Linked DNA regions of Homo sapiens: region 1 is linked to region 2. The links are chromatin contacts, found by Hi-C or POLR2A ChIA-PET in ENCODE. All regions are on one chromosome and are shown on one strand. Each heading gives the region's core, a stretch centred on a gene start or an enhancer-like site at or near the end of the contact. The rest is flanking DNA. Distances are from core to core; before and after follow the strand shown.

Region 1 (6,155 bases), core at 1-2,500, 2.9 Mb before region 2:
GACAAAGGATCCCCTTCTGGTGCAACCGAGCCCCTCAAGATTTCAGCACCCCAACATTTTTAGTGATGAAACCATGAAAATTCCGATGAGGCCCTTGCTTATTTGCATATGTTAACTACCCACTTTTTGCCCAATATTCCTTTTTCTAGCAATATAATTATAAACTGCTGATGCACCGTTTCTTTGTCAAGCAGGAGGATATAGCTTCAGAGTCAAGAAAAAAATTTTGCAGAAGGAATGAATGCCTTTAAGGGCATTGTGACCAGCTGCTGACGCCCAGAAGTCTGGTGGTTCAAGATGTAATCTGAGACGAAGAAAGACTTTTCCCCGAGGTTCCCTGAAATTCCCCCTCCCTTACTTCCTGGTCTCATAAAAACTCCCCACTACTTCTTTTTGTTAGGGTGGATTTGAGAGATCTTGACCTCTTGCCTTCTCGCTTTGGCCAAATGGAATAAATCTTCCTCTGTCTCCAAGCATCTGTGTGTCAGTGTTTGGCATCAACAGCACATCAGGTTCCTGAGCCTGAATTTGGGCTTCGACAACTCGGGCTCCCGGGACACATGCAAGAGGGAAACGGAATCACACCGCAGTCTCAGCCACTGCGGATATGACCAACTAGGGCTCTAGTTAGTCACTGTATGGGGGATACAGGGCTTTGTGGGCTACCCTAGTAGCCTGCCCCTGTTGTTACAGTTTGAAGACTGACGTTCCAAGCCAGGGGCTTATAGGCAAGCCTCTGGAACAAAGCCTCTTGTAATAGACTGGACATTGGCCCTATTTGTCCCCAGGCCACAACCCATTTAACTTCATCCTCGGGAGCCCCGATTTCGTCGTTTTCCCTTAAGTCCTTCGTGCTCCTGAACCGTGGGGAAATGTTGCCAGGTTTGGTTTGCTAAGATGTAGGCTGCGCTGGGTCGGCGCCTCTCCCTCCTCCCCAGCTCGCCCCGCGTTCCGAACCTCCCAGCTCCCGGGTCCTCTGCCACTAGCTGTCGTTGGAGGTGCTCCTGAGTCAACAAACTAAATCTCCCCAGCGGGAAAGACTCTCTCCCGGCAGCGCCCAGACCTGGGGAGCTGCAGTCGCCGCACCTTGTCTTCACCACAGCCCAATAGGAGAACCCGCGCAGACCGGGGGGAGGTTTGGGGAAGGCCTGGGCAAAGAAGCGCGGGGGATTCATTACCCGCTGGGTTCTCCTCGGCAGCGCGTCTCCCTCCGGGAGCAGGCAACGGAGCCTCCCAAGTCCAGAGCAGAGAACCTGACCCGGCGGGATCCCGGGCTTATATCAGCTGAGTTCCGTGACACCTCCCGGGGCGGGACATCGCGCAGGAGACAGACAGAGGTACAGCCCAATCGCATCGTTACGTGGAGCCGGAAGCCCACTCTTGCAACTACAACAGTCTTGGTAAACCTTGGGTGGACTGGGGAGAACTGAGGAGGGGAAGCGCTTTTTTGTTGCTTCTCTGTGTTTTCTATTTTATTTTATTTATTTTATTTTTAGATTTTCAGTTCTTATTTCACCCAGGGAAGGAGACCTGGGTATCCACCCCATGTCCTCCAGAGAACTTCCCTGGCCCCGCTCGGAGTCTTCCTGGGACGCCACAGGCTCGGAGAGCGCTCCGCAGGTTTCTCCCCCGGCGCCTCCAAATCTTTCGATTCCTACTCGAATTACTCCGTCAGCTGCTGGAAGAGGGGCAAGGGGTATGGCGAGACGCGTTGGTACATGGGGCACTGGGGGGAAGGGAAAGCCTCCCTCCTTCTCCTAGTAATTCGAGAATGTTGCGTCCGCCTCCTTTCTTTTGCTGGCGCTAGGGGCTCGGACCAGCACCTGCCAGGCATAGGTGTGGCCACTGGGGCGAAACCTGGCAGGCTCTGGAAACAGCGTTTTACTGACAGGAAAGAGAAACTGTTCTTTGTATTCATCACCCACCGCAGACTTCCTCACGCCCGGGTCTTAGGCGGGGCTGTCAGATTTCAGTGTGTTTCTCTTAATTCTAGTACTAAATTTGTACTGGGCGCTGGCGAAGGGCCTGGCTCCGCCACGCGCGGCCCTCTCGAACTGCCCGTGGGTACGGCGCGCGCTGCTGCCCTGTGTGGCCTGTGCGGGGAACCCGAGGGCCGAAGTGGGCCCCGCCGCAGCACAGGGGGACAAGAGAACCAGGAGCGGGCTGCCTGGGGGCAGATTCGAACCCGTGCTCCCAGCGGATAGAAGTAGCACTTGGGGACTCCTAAAATATTCAGCCCAATCCTGATTCCAGCTGCCCTCTCTAGGCACCTTTCCTCTACCCTTCTTCCAGTTTACAATTCTGGTGAGTAGATGTTTCTCTATCTCTTCTCTTCCAACTCCTGCGCCCAGAGCCAGGAGGACTTCTGGAGCCCGCCCAGCAAGACCCTCTCTCTCCCATCTTCTGCTCAAGGGCTCGAGGTCTCAGTGGACAGAGCTGAAGAAAAGCCGTCTATGGAGCCTGCGCCAGGCGCAGACTGGGTCGTCGCAGTCTGGGTCGTCGCAGTCTGGGCCGGGGCGCTGGAAGTCTTACTCACTTCTCAAGAACCCGCAAGGGATCAGGCCTGACCCTTTGCAAGTGACAGAATCCAAAGCTTTGAGCTCATGGGAAAGTGGCTGGAAAGAAGGTCACTGTAGGGCCGCACAGGTCTCTGGCGAGGCTACCCAAGAACATTTAAATCCCTGCCCAGAGAAGAAGAGGCTCCAGCTGTCCTGCACCTTCCTGGGAACTGGCAGTCCCTCCGCGCAGGGGTTCTGCAGCGACCGGCAGCGCGAGGAGACAAGGATGGTGGCCAGTTAACAGAAAATCAAGGCAGCGGGAAAGGTCTGGAAAACACCACCTACTATCACCTCTGGAGCCTGGGATTATGGGATAAGTTTTCGATTTTTAAATGTATTGTCAAATAGCTAAAGTACACGGAAAGTGCGAAATAATAGTAAATTGAACACCTGTGTATTCACCACACAGCTTAAGCAATAACATTAGCAATATTTGGGTACCCAGCTGGTCTCATTCCCTCATTCCACTTGTCCCCTACTCACCTGATAGCCAGTACAATTTTATGAATTTAAAGTTACTAATTCCCATGCAACTGTTTATACTTTTAGTAAATGTGTTTATGTCCCTCATCAACACATGACACTGATTCAACACATGTATATGCGTTTAAGCTGCATGTAAATGGCATCATGTTGGCCAGGTGCAGTTACTCACGACTGTAATTCCAGCACTTTGGAAGGCTGAGAGGGAAGACGGCTTGAGGCCCAGAGTTTGAGACCAGCCTGGGCAACATAGCAAGACCCTATCTCTAAAAAAAAAAAATTGTTTGTTTGTTTGTTTGTTTGTTTGAGACGGAGTCTTGCTGTGTCACTCAGGCTGGAGTGCAGTGGCGCAATCTCGGCTTGCTGCAATGTCGGCCTCCGGGGTTCAAGCAATTCTCCTGCCTTGGCCTCCCAAGTAGCTGGGACTACAGGCACATCCCACCACGCCCAGCTGATTTTTGTATTTTTAGTAGAGACAAGGTTTCACCATATTGGCCATGCTGGTCTACGAACTCTTGACCTCATGATCTGCCTGCCTCGGCTTTCCAAAGTGCTGGAATTACAGGTGTGAGCCCCCGCGCCCAGCCAAAAAAATTGTTTTAAATTAGCTGGGTGTGGTGGTGCCTGCCTATGAAGTCCCAGCTACTCAGGAGGCTGAAGTGGGAAGATGGCTTGAGCCCAGGAGTTGAAGGATGCTATGAGCTCTGATTGTGCCACTGCACCCCTGCATGGGCAATAGAGTGAGACCCTGTCTCTTTAAAAAAAAAAAAAAAAGTATCATATTGTATGTGTTCTGTAGAACTTGCTCCCACACTTTAACATTTTGCTTTAAAGATTTGTTCATGTACTTAGATCATTCCTTTTCACTGCTTTATGAGCTGAATCATTTCTGCTCTTCTTTCCATCCATACCCATTGGTCTCCAAAGTATCCAGGCCTCCCCAAAAGTTCCTGCAGGAGACCTCAGTTCCACTGGCTTTCAGGTCATTATTGTTCCAGCACTACTTCTCCATTTCTGGTTCCAGCCCTTCTCTCCCACATTCTCAAGCTTCTAGAGGGTCATAAGAGAGGAAAAACGCCAAATGCCTTTGATAAAATGTTGCCTTTCCAGTGGTATGCATGTTTGTGTGGAGTGGGAGGGAAGTGAGGGCAGATGTGACTTACTCTCAGCATTAATTCAAGTTTAAAAGTAAAATCTTTAGGTTTGCCTTGTCCAGTAAAAAATGCCAAGAGCCATAACTGCTCATTCTCTCTCTCTCTCTCTCTTCTCTCTCTCTCCTCTCTCTCTCTCTCTCATACACACACTTGGTTAATGCAATATTTACGTTGTTTTTGCTTCAACAAACTAAAGAGGAGAAGAGAGTTGGTAGGTTAAAGGGGCAGGTTATTCTTTTTTTTTTTTTTTTTTTTGAGGCAGAATCTCGCTTTGTCACCCAGGCTGGAGAGCAGTGGCTCGATCTTGGCTCGCTGCAAGCTCTACCTCCCAGGTTCATGCCATTCTCCTGCCTCAGCCTCCTGAGTAGCTGGGACTACAGGTGCCCGCCACCACACCCAGCTATTTTTTTTTTTTTTGTATTTTTAGTAGAGACGGGGTTTCACTGTGTTAGCCAGGATGGTCTCAGTCTCCTGACCTCATGTTCCGCCCGCCTCGGCCTCCCAAAGTGCTGGGATTACAGGCGTGAGCCACTGTGCCCGGCCAAAGGGGCATGTTATCTTATTAAGGGCAGGCAGTCTCTCACAGAAAGAATCACTGTATTAGTGTAGGGAGAATCACTGCCTAGGTCAGCCGTGTGTCAATGACCTGTGTCACTGTCCTCAGTCTGCACAGTGAGACTGGAGGCTGCATGCCATGGTCTACAGATCCCTCACTACAGAAAATTTGCTTCAGCATTCTCCGTGAGAGTCACAGGGAGATTGATTATGGGGGTCAATGCTCAATGGCATCATGGCTGGCCAAGCTTTTTGCAGAAACTTTTACTAGGGGACTGAGGATTATAGCAGCAAGCATCTTAGCATAGAGCCTTATCTGTGTTTCCACAGACTATCTTTCAAACCCAAGCTACTTGTTTATAATATTCACTTTTCAGGCAAAAACATATTTTCCACTTTTTTTCTTTTCTTGATAAAAAGTTTAAAAAACAAAATTTGCATAAACACGTATATGATGTTTCTTAGGAACAATGTTTGCCATTTGACAAAGTGTGGTGAAATTTTGTCAGAACAAGTTTACTTGAAGGAGGGATGAGACATCCTTTATCAATGTTCATATGAATCACACACATCAGAGAGAGTGGGAGGGAGAATCTTGGTTCTCTGGCACTCCCAGTACCCACATTGAGATCCGAGAGTGTCCTGATGATTTTCCTGTCTCAGTAAGTAATTAAGCTTTTCCTGAAGGAGCTCAGTTAAGTCCAAGCTTAATTTCAGTCAAGTCCAATGTTTAAGTTGCTTTTTCAGCTACATGAAATGAAAGTGTGACTCAGAATTTTCTCTCTATATCCCCTCAGATCTTTAGCACACTGAGGGTAATTACAGAGTCTCAAAGCATATCCCCACAAGATGCTCTATTTATTACAAAGGAAAAAGACACTAATTTTCCAGAGAATCCTGGAATATATCACCTCAACCAAGTGATCAAAGTTAACATCATTAGTAACAGGACAAATTAAATTGCATGCCACTAAAAGAACAATTTTTATTTCTTATGTATTCCTGACCCAATAAAACAAAACAAAACAGCACAATAGAAAGTAACTATAAGGAAACATTAGAGGGTTCAATGGTGCCCACCTGTAGTCCAAGCTACTTGGGAGTTTGAGGCAGGAGGATTGCTTGAGGCCAGGAGTTCAAGACCAGCCTGGGCAATATAGCAAGACCCTGTCTCAAAGTAAAAAGAAAAGAAAACGTTAAACCCAAACCCAAATGGAAAGACTGTTCTAGATTGAAGAACATTAAAAAGACAAGACAAAGTCACCATGTAATCCTAGGCTGTAGCTCGGACTAGAAAAAAAATTCTTTTTGCTGTAAAGGACACTCTGGCAATTGTGAGAATGCACTTCAAAGACCTCAACTTGGAGCTTAATTCACAAAGCACCCCAGCTGCCTCACTTTGAAA
Region 2 (6,324 bases), core at 2,121-4,620:
TACAGGCGTGAGCCACCACATCTGGTCAACATTTTAAAATGAATATTAAATTATTGTTAAAGTATCTGGAGTGAAAAGGATCTATATAAATTTATCTTTAAACCTGGAGAAATCACGTCTCCCTACCTCCCACCCATAGTAGTTTCCAATGATTTGGTATTTGCTCATCTCATATTTCTGTAAGGTCTAATTTAGCAAAAATTCAGACAGCTCTAGGACTAAGCAAAGTAGAATAATGTTGAATGAGACATGAAGGTACTTACTAGATCTTAAAAAATATAAATTACAATGCTCTCGCTATTTATTAAAAGAACTTTAAAAACCTAGAAATTATTGTCATTATTATTATTATTGAGACAGAGTCTCACCCTGTTGCCCAGGCTGGAATGCAGTGGCACCATCTCAGCTCACTGCAACCTCTGCCTCCAGGGTTCAAATGATTCTCTTGCCTCAGCCTCCCCAGTAGCCAGGATTACAGGCCCATGCCACCACACCCGGCTAATTTTTGTATCTTTAGTAGAGATGGGGTTTCACCATGTTGGTCAGGCTGTCTTGAACTCCTGACCTTGTGATCCGCCCACCTTGGCCTCCCAAAGCGCTGGGATTACAGGCGTGAGCCACCGCGCCCAGCCGAAACCTAGAAATTATTAAATGAAATACAATTCTGGGCTGGCACAATGGCTCATGCCCATAATCCCAGGGCTTTGGGAGAACGAGGCAGGAAGACGGCTAGAACCCAGGAATATGAGGCTGCAGTGAGCCATAACCATGTCACTGCAATCCAGCCTGGGCCACAGAGCAAGGCCATCTCTTAAAAACAAAAGCAAAAAGTACAATGCTGCCATTCCAAAAGAAGTCCAATAAATAAATTGCTGAAATTAGCCTAGCCCCAAGCTACAGATAATAACAGATCCTTCAATGGCAGTGAGTAATGACTGCTAATTAAGTATTAATTCTTAAGGCCAGACCACCTACAAAATCTAAATCGCTGATCCTTGTTCTCTGCTCCAAGTACTCAGGAAATATTTAGTGATTTCGATATGTTACCAATCTAACCTAGTAAGGTACTATCAAACTAAATACAAATACAAACCCTCTTTAAACATAAAAAGCCAGTTTTGTTTATTGTCTTGATGGCTATCGAACAAATTTTTTGTTTTTTTTAATGCTGATTGGCTATCTTATCTTTTGCAGTAAGTAAGTGAACAAAAAAAAAACAAAACTACAGTTGTCAGAGAAATAAATGATTATTCTTTCGGCCAGGCGCGGTGGCTCACGCCTGTAATCCCAGCACTCTGGGAGGCCCAGGTGGGTGGATCACCTGAGGTCAGGAGTTCGAGACCAGCCTGGCCAACATGGTGAAACCCCAGTCTCTACTAAAAATACAAAAAATTAGCCGGGCATGGTGGCGGCTGCCTGTAGTCCCAACTACTCCGGAGGCTGAGGCAGAAGAATAGCTTGAACCCGAGAGGCAGAGGTTGCAGTGGGCCGAGATTGCACCACTGCACTCCAGCTTGGGCGACAAGACCGAAACTCAAAAAAATAAAAAAGATTATTCTTTCAAGTTGTTTCCAAATCACAAGCGGACAATAAATACAGAAGAAAAATCCTTACCTGCATGCAATGAATAGCTAAGCCAGGTCCTGTATACAATTTCTTGTGACATATATGGCATTTAAAATGCTTTGCTTTTTGGTGCTGAATAAGGATCTTCTCATCATCAAAATCTCTATTACAATACCTGATCAATACTGTTAAGGCACAAAGACAGCCTAATGATGACACTGCCTATAATAAAAACATATGGATAACATTACAATATGGGAACAGCTAAAACCAAAATGGTACTGTATAGAAACTCTGCTTTTTATATTTATTACACAATTAGGGACTACACTTGCCATGTTATTTCAGTATTTTCAATTTCCTAGAAGGCCAGCTCTCTTCACCACCCCAAAAAACACATCTCAATAATCAGCAATATACTTTGTCAAATTCCTGTGTTTAACAGAGATGTCGGTGAAACTTTTGTTATAAATATTTCAACATTTACAAATGCACACTGAGGACAGGAAAGAGTTCAGTTAAGAAATCCCTAAGGTTCTGTCAAGACAATTACTTCACTAGATATGAAGACGATAGCAATAACTGGATTAGGAATTTAGCAATATTTAGAATCTAAGAGTAACTATATGGTGAACAATAATCACATAATTTCGAATGAACAATCCATAAAGTTGTTTCCAATTCCGTATGAATTTATGTTGCCAAGCAATGTATTTAAATTCACAGATCAATAAAATCAATAAAGCAGAATTCTTACATCAATAAAACAGAATTCTTACCTCACTACTCAGATTTTCCTAAAATCACATTACAAAATTCGTAACCGTATTTAAGCTATTTTTAAAACTGTTACATAAACGCAGTACTGTAACAAGCCGCCTTTACGTACAAAACAGTAAATAAAATCAATTTTAATGTAAAGAATATTAACGCTTCCAGAAAAAGCATTAATACCACACTGTAGTAAGAGTTTTCCTAATAAGATAGGCACTTTTTAGTCCTACAAAGTTGGGTAACAGAAACTCCGCCCTGTGAGAACGCTTCCTGAAGATTAAGGCGCCTCTGGGTGAGACACGGAAGCTAGTTCTCCTCCCGCCCCGAAAAGAAAAAAAAAAAAAAAAAGGTTCGAAACCAGGGTTGACTAACTTGGTTCTTTACTAAACCGCCAATTCGAAAAAATAAACACAAAACACACATAAAGTAAATAAAAACAGAAAAAGTGGGTGACAGACTGTGAAGCTGTCCCCAACCCTCCATGAAAGTAATAAGCCTATCGCACTCGAAGAAAAGTCCCTTGTTGAATCGTCACCAAAACAACGGAAGGTGGCTGAATAGTCCCTAGGGGACACTGTCCCTGGCGGAGGGGTCCAGGCCGCCTCCCGGAGTCCAAAATTCGCACCGAACAAGATCCTCCTGAGTCACAGAGTCACACGACCCACAACTGCAAAAGCCTGTCGACCTCGGAACCCCATTTTCCTAGAAGCCTTCCCAAGTCCAATCCCAGCCACCAGGCCACCCACGCAGACGCCTAAATACAAACGCTCCACGCCGTAAGCCAAATCCAGGCCTCCTAGTCCCAGGCCCCAACAACCGGCACCCCAACGCGACCTCGACTTCAAACCGACAAAGGATACCAGCACCACGGCTTCAGCTGCTTCTTCTTCTTGCGACCCATAACTGTGTTCTACCGGCAAAGTAAAAGGGAGGAGAAAAGAAGCAGGAGAAACGAGGCCAAAAATCCCTCACTTTCCCAACCCAACGGCTACCACCACGTCCCACAGGAAGCAGACACAAAATGGCCGACGGCCTCGTTCCCCGCTCCGCCTCCCGTCAAGCACTGCGGTAGGAGGCGGAGCCAAGAAGGGGAGGGTCACATGACGCAGACCTCCGCCCTGAGTGGGTGGGACTAAGAGGCGCGAAGAGGTGGCAGCCATCTTGTCCGTTTCAGAGTTTTTCGCTTTCGCTGGCTGTGCTTGCGGAGCACTTTGGGTTTCATTTGTAAAGGAGCCGGAGCCCCAGGTACGCTAAGGGGCATGCGAATGGAAAACAGAAAACAAAAAAACGGAAAAGATTGCCAGTGCAGTTAGGGCCGATCACAAATAAAGATAGAGACAGCGCCCAATTTTAATTTTGTTTCAATTGAACAGTAAATGTTGATTATGTGCCTATTAAATGCTAAACCAAATAAGTTAGTCTCTGCTTTGTAACTCGCAGATTGGTGACAGACGAGTACACAATGCAGAGTTCTCAGTGCGGCGTTGAGGGAAATGCGAAGTGCTGTAGGACCTCAGAGAGCGGGAGTCCTAGGGCGGCTGTAGTGGTAGTGGTCGTTGGGTTGTCAAGTAAAGTTTTGTTTTTCTTTGTTTTGTTTTATTTTTCTGAGACCAAGTCTCGCTCTGTCTCCCAGGCTGGAGTGCAGCGGCGCGATCTCTGCTCACTGCAACCTCCGTCTCCCGGGTTCAAGCGATTCTCCTACCTCAGCCTCCCGAGTAGCTGGGACTGCAGGCCCGCGCCACCAAGCCCGGCTAATTTTTGTATTTTTAGTAGAATGGGGTTTCACCATGTTAGCGAGGCTGGTCTCGAACTCCTGGGCTCAAGTGATCCGCCCGCCTCGGCCTCCCAAAGTGCTGGATTGCAGGCTTGAGCCGCTGCGCCCGACATAAGAAAGGTTTCTTGAGGAGTCAACGGGAGCAAGCAAGGTGAAGGAAAGGGTATCTCCGTAAGGGAGCAAAGAGTTTAAGTCTTTGAGGCTGGGCACGTGAAAAACTAATCGTGGTAAGACTGGAGCTGATAGCCGGGCGCGGTTGCTCACGCCAGTAATCCCAACACTATGGGCCAAGGCCGAGGCAGGCGGATCACTTGAGGTCAGGAGTTCGAGACCAGCCTGGCCGACATGGTGAAACCCTGTCTCTACTAAAAATACAAAAATTAGCCAGGCGTAGTGGCAGGCGCCTGTAACCTCAGCTACTCGGGAGAATGAGGCAGGAGAATCACTTGGACCTGGGAGGTGAAGGTTGCAGTGAGCCGAGATCTCGCCATTGCATTCCAGCCTGGGTGACAGAGTGAGACTCCGTCTCAAAAAAAAAAAAAAAAGACTGGAGCTGTCAGTGAAGGTGCTGGTCACAAGAGATAATCCTAGGGAGGCTAGCAAAGGCGGGTTCTGGCGAACCCTAGAAGCATTCTCAGAAGTTGGATTTCAGCTGAAGTCTCTGAGAAGGCACAGTGGTTCTAAGAGGGCAACTGGAGGATCATGCAAGTGAGAGGTGGTTAAAAGTCCAGTGCTTGGGTTCATAGTCCACCAGTGCCACTGCTTAGCTGCCTGACTTTGGGCAAGGCAGTTAAACTTCATCTTGGCTGCACTTAAAACAGAGCTTAGCATATAATAATAACTAGTAATGTAAATTATGTTACTATTAAAAGCAAAAAATAATAGCAGACATCCATGGAGCACCTACCGTGTGCCAAGCATTGTAGTGAGTTTTAACATTATTTGTCTCAGCCTCTGGGGTAGGAGCCATTATTGTCAACTTGTTAATAGAGATGAGATAAAAGAGACTTAAGAGAGCTGGAATAATTTGCCCCAAAACACAAAGTATGTGTGGAGCTGAATTAAATTTGAATTTTAAAGGATCAGTTTGGGCTGTGCGCAGTGGCTCACACCTGTAATCCCAGCACTGTGGGAGGCTGAGGCGGGTGGATCACCTGAGATCAGGAGTTGAAGACCAGCCTGGCCAACATGGTGAAACCCGGTCTTTACTAAAAATACCAAAAAAAAATTAGCCAGGCGTGGTGGGGCACGCCTGTAATCCCAGCTACTCCGGAGGCTGAGGCAGGAGAATCGCTTGAACCCGGGAGGCGGAGGCTGCAGTGAGCCGAGATCACTCTGCTGCACTCCAGTCCGGGCGACAGAGCAAGACTCTGTCTCAAAAAGAAAAAAAAAAAAAAAGTTCAGGCTGGGTGCAGTTGCTCAAGCCTGTAATTGCCGTGCTTTGGGAGACTGAGGCAAGAGGGTGGCTTGAGGCCAGGAGTGTGAGACCAACCTGGGCACCATAGTGAGACCATCTCTATGAAAAAATAAATTGAAAAATGAAAAAGTTTAAAACCGTATTGCAATGTGCTGAATATCCCCCCAACTGCTTGAAACGTAATCACCAATGTGATAGCATTAAGAGTTGGGACCTTTAGCAGGTGATTAAATCATGAGTAAACTGGGTGGGGGGGGATTAGTGATTTTATTAAAGTGCTGGAAGGAACTAAACTCTACTCTCTCTTGCCTCAACCAAATGAGGATGCAGCAAGAATGCCCTCATCAGACACTGAGTATTAGTGCCTTGATCTTGGATTTCCAAATTTCCAGACTATAAGAAAATATAATTCAGTGGGTGTGGTGGTGGCTCACCCCTGTAATCCCAACACTTTGGGAGGCTGAGGTAGGTGGATCACCTGAGGTCAGGAGTTCGAGACCAGCCTGGCCAACATGATGAAACCCTGTCTCTACTAAAAAATACAAAAAAAATAGCTGAGTGTGGTGGCGGGCGCCTGTAATCCCAGCTACTCTGGAGGCTGAGGCAGGAGAATCACTTGAACCCAGGAGGCGGAGGTTGTAGTGAGCCGAGATTGCGCCATTGCACTCCAGCCTGTGCAATAAGAGTGAAACTCCATCTCGGGGGAAAAAAAAGAAAGAAAAGAAATAAAATTCTGGCCAGGTGTGGTGGCTCATGCCTGTAATCCCAGCACTTTGGGAGGCCGATGTGGGTT

Evidence for each region. Hi-C counts contacts between places; a loop is a spot of excess contacts on that map. ChIA-PET counts read pairs that join two places held with the same protein, here RNA polymerase II (POLR2A). Pooled maps may share reads with other maps.
Region 1: a loop to region 2 is called in a pooled map, with 4 times the contacts of the local background. The contact joins the promoter of SLFN5 here to the promoter of ZNF207 in region 2. A Hi-C loop is called at or near these places in 6 of 50 pooled maps. POLR2A ChIA-PET finds 5 or more read pairs at or near these places in 2 of 52 experiments (AG04449 and BJ).

What each region holds. Positions count from the first base shown.
Region 1 is chr17:35,238,167-35,244,321 of GRCh38, reverse strand. It overlaps SLFN5 (schlafen family member 5), which reads right to left and starts at 1,250. Exons shown (of 5, transcript NM_144975.4): 1 at 1,179-1,250. It overlaps LOC105371932, which reads left to right and starts at 171. Exons shown (of 4, transcript XM_047437262.1): 1 at 171-211; 2 at 1,103-1,400; 3 at 1,497-1,696; 4 at 2,352-4,279. The coding sequence starts at 171. The coding sequence ends at 2,799. RefSeq lists enhancers at 207-835, 809-918, 1,439-1,498.
Region 2 is chr17:32,347,203-32,353,526 of GRCh38, reverse strand. It overlaps ZNF207 (zinc finger protein 207), which reads right to left and starts at 3,370. Exons shown (of 12, transcript NM_001098507.2): 1 at 3,201-3,370; 2 at 1,615-1,741. The coding sequence starts at 3,241. MIR632 (microRNA 632) reads right to left here and starts at 3,418; the gene lies at 3,325-3,418. It also overlaps a transcript of C17orf75 not described here. RefSeq lists enhancers at 604-1,113, 3,281-3,630, 3,801-3,920.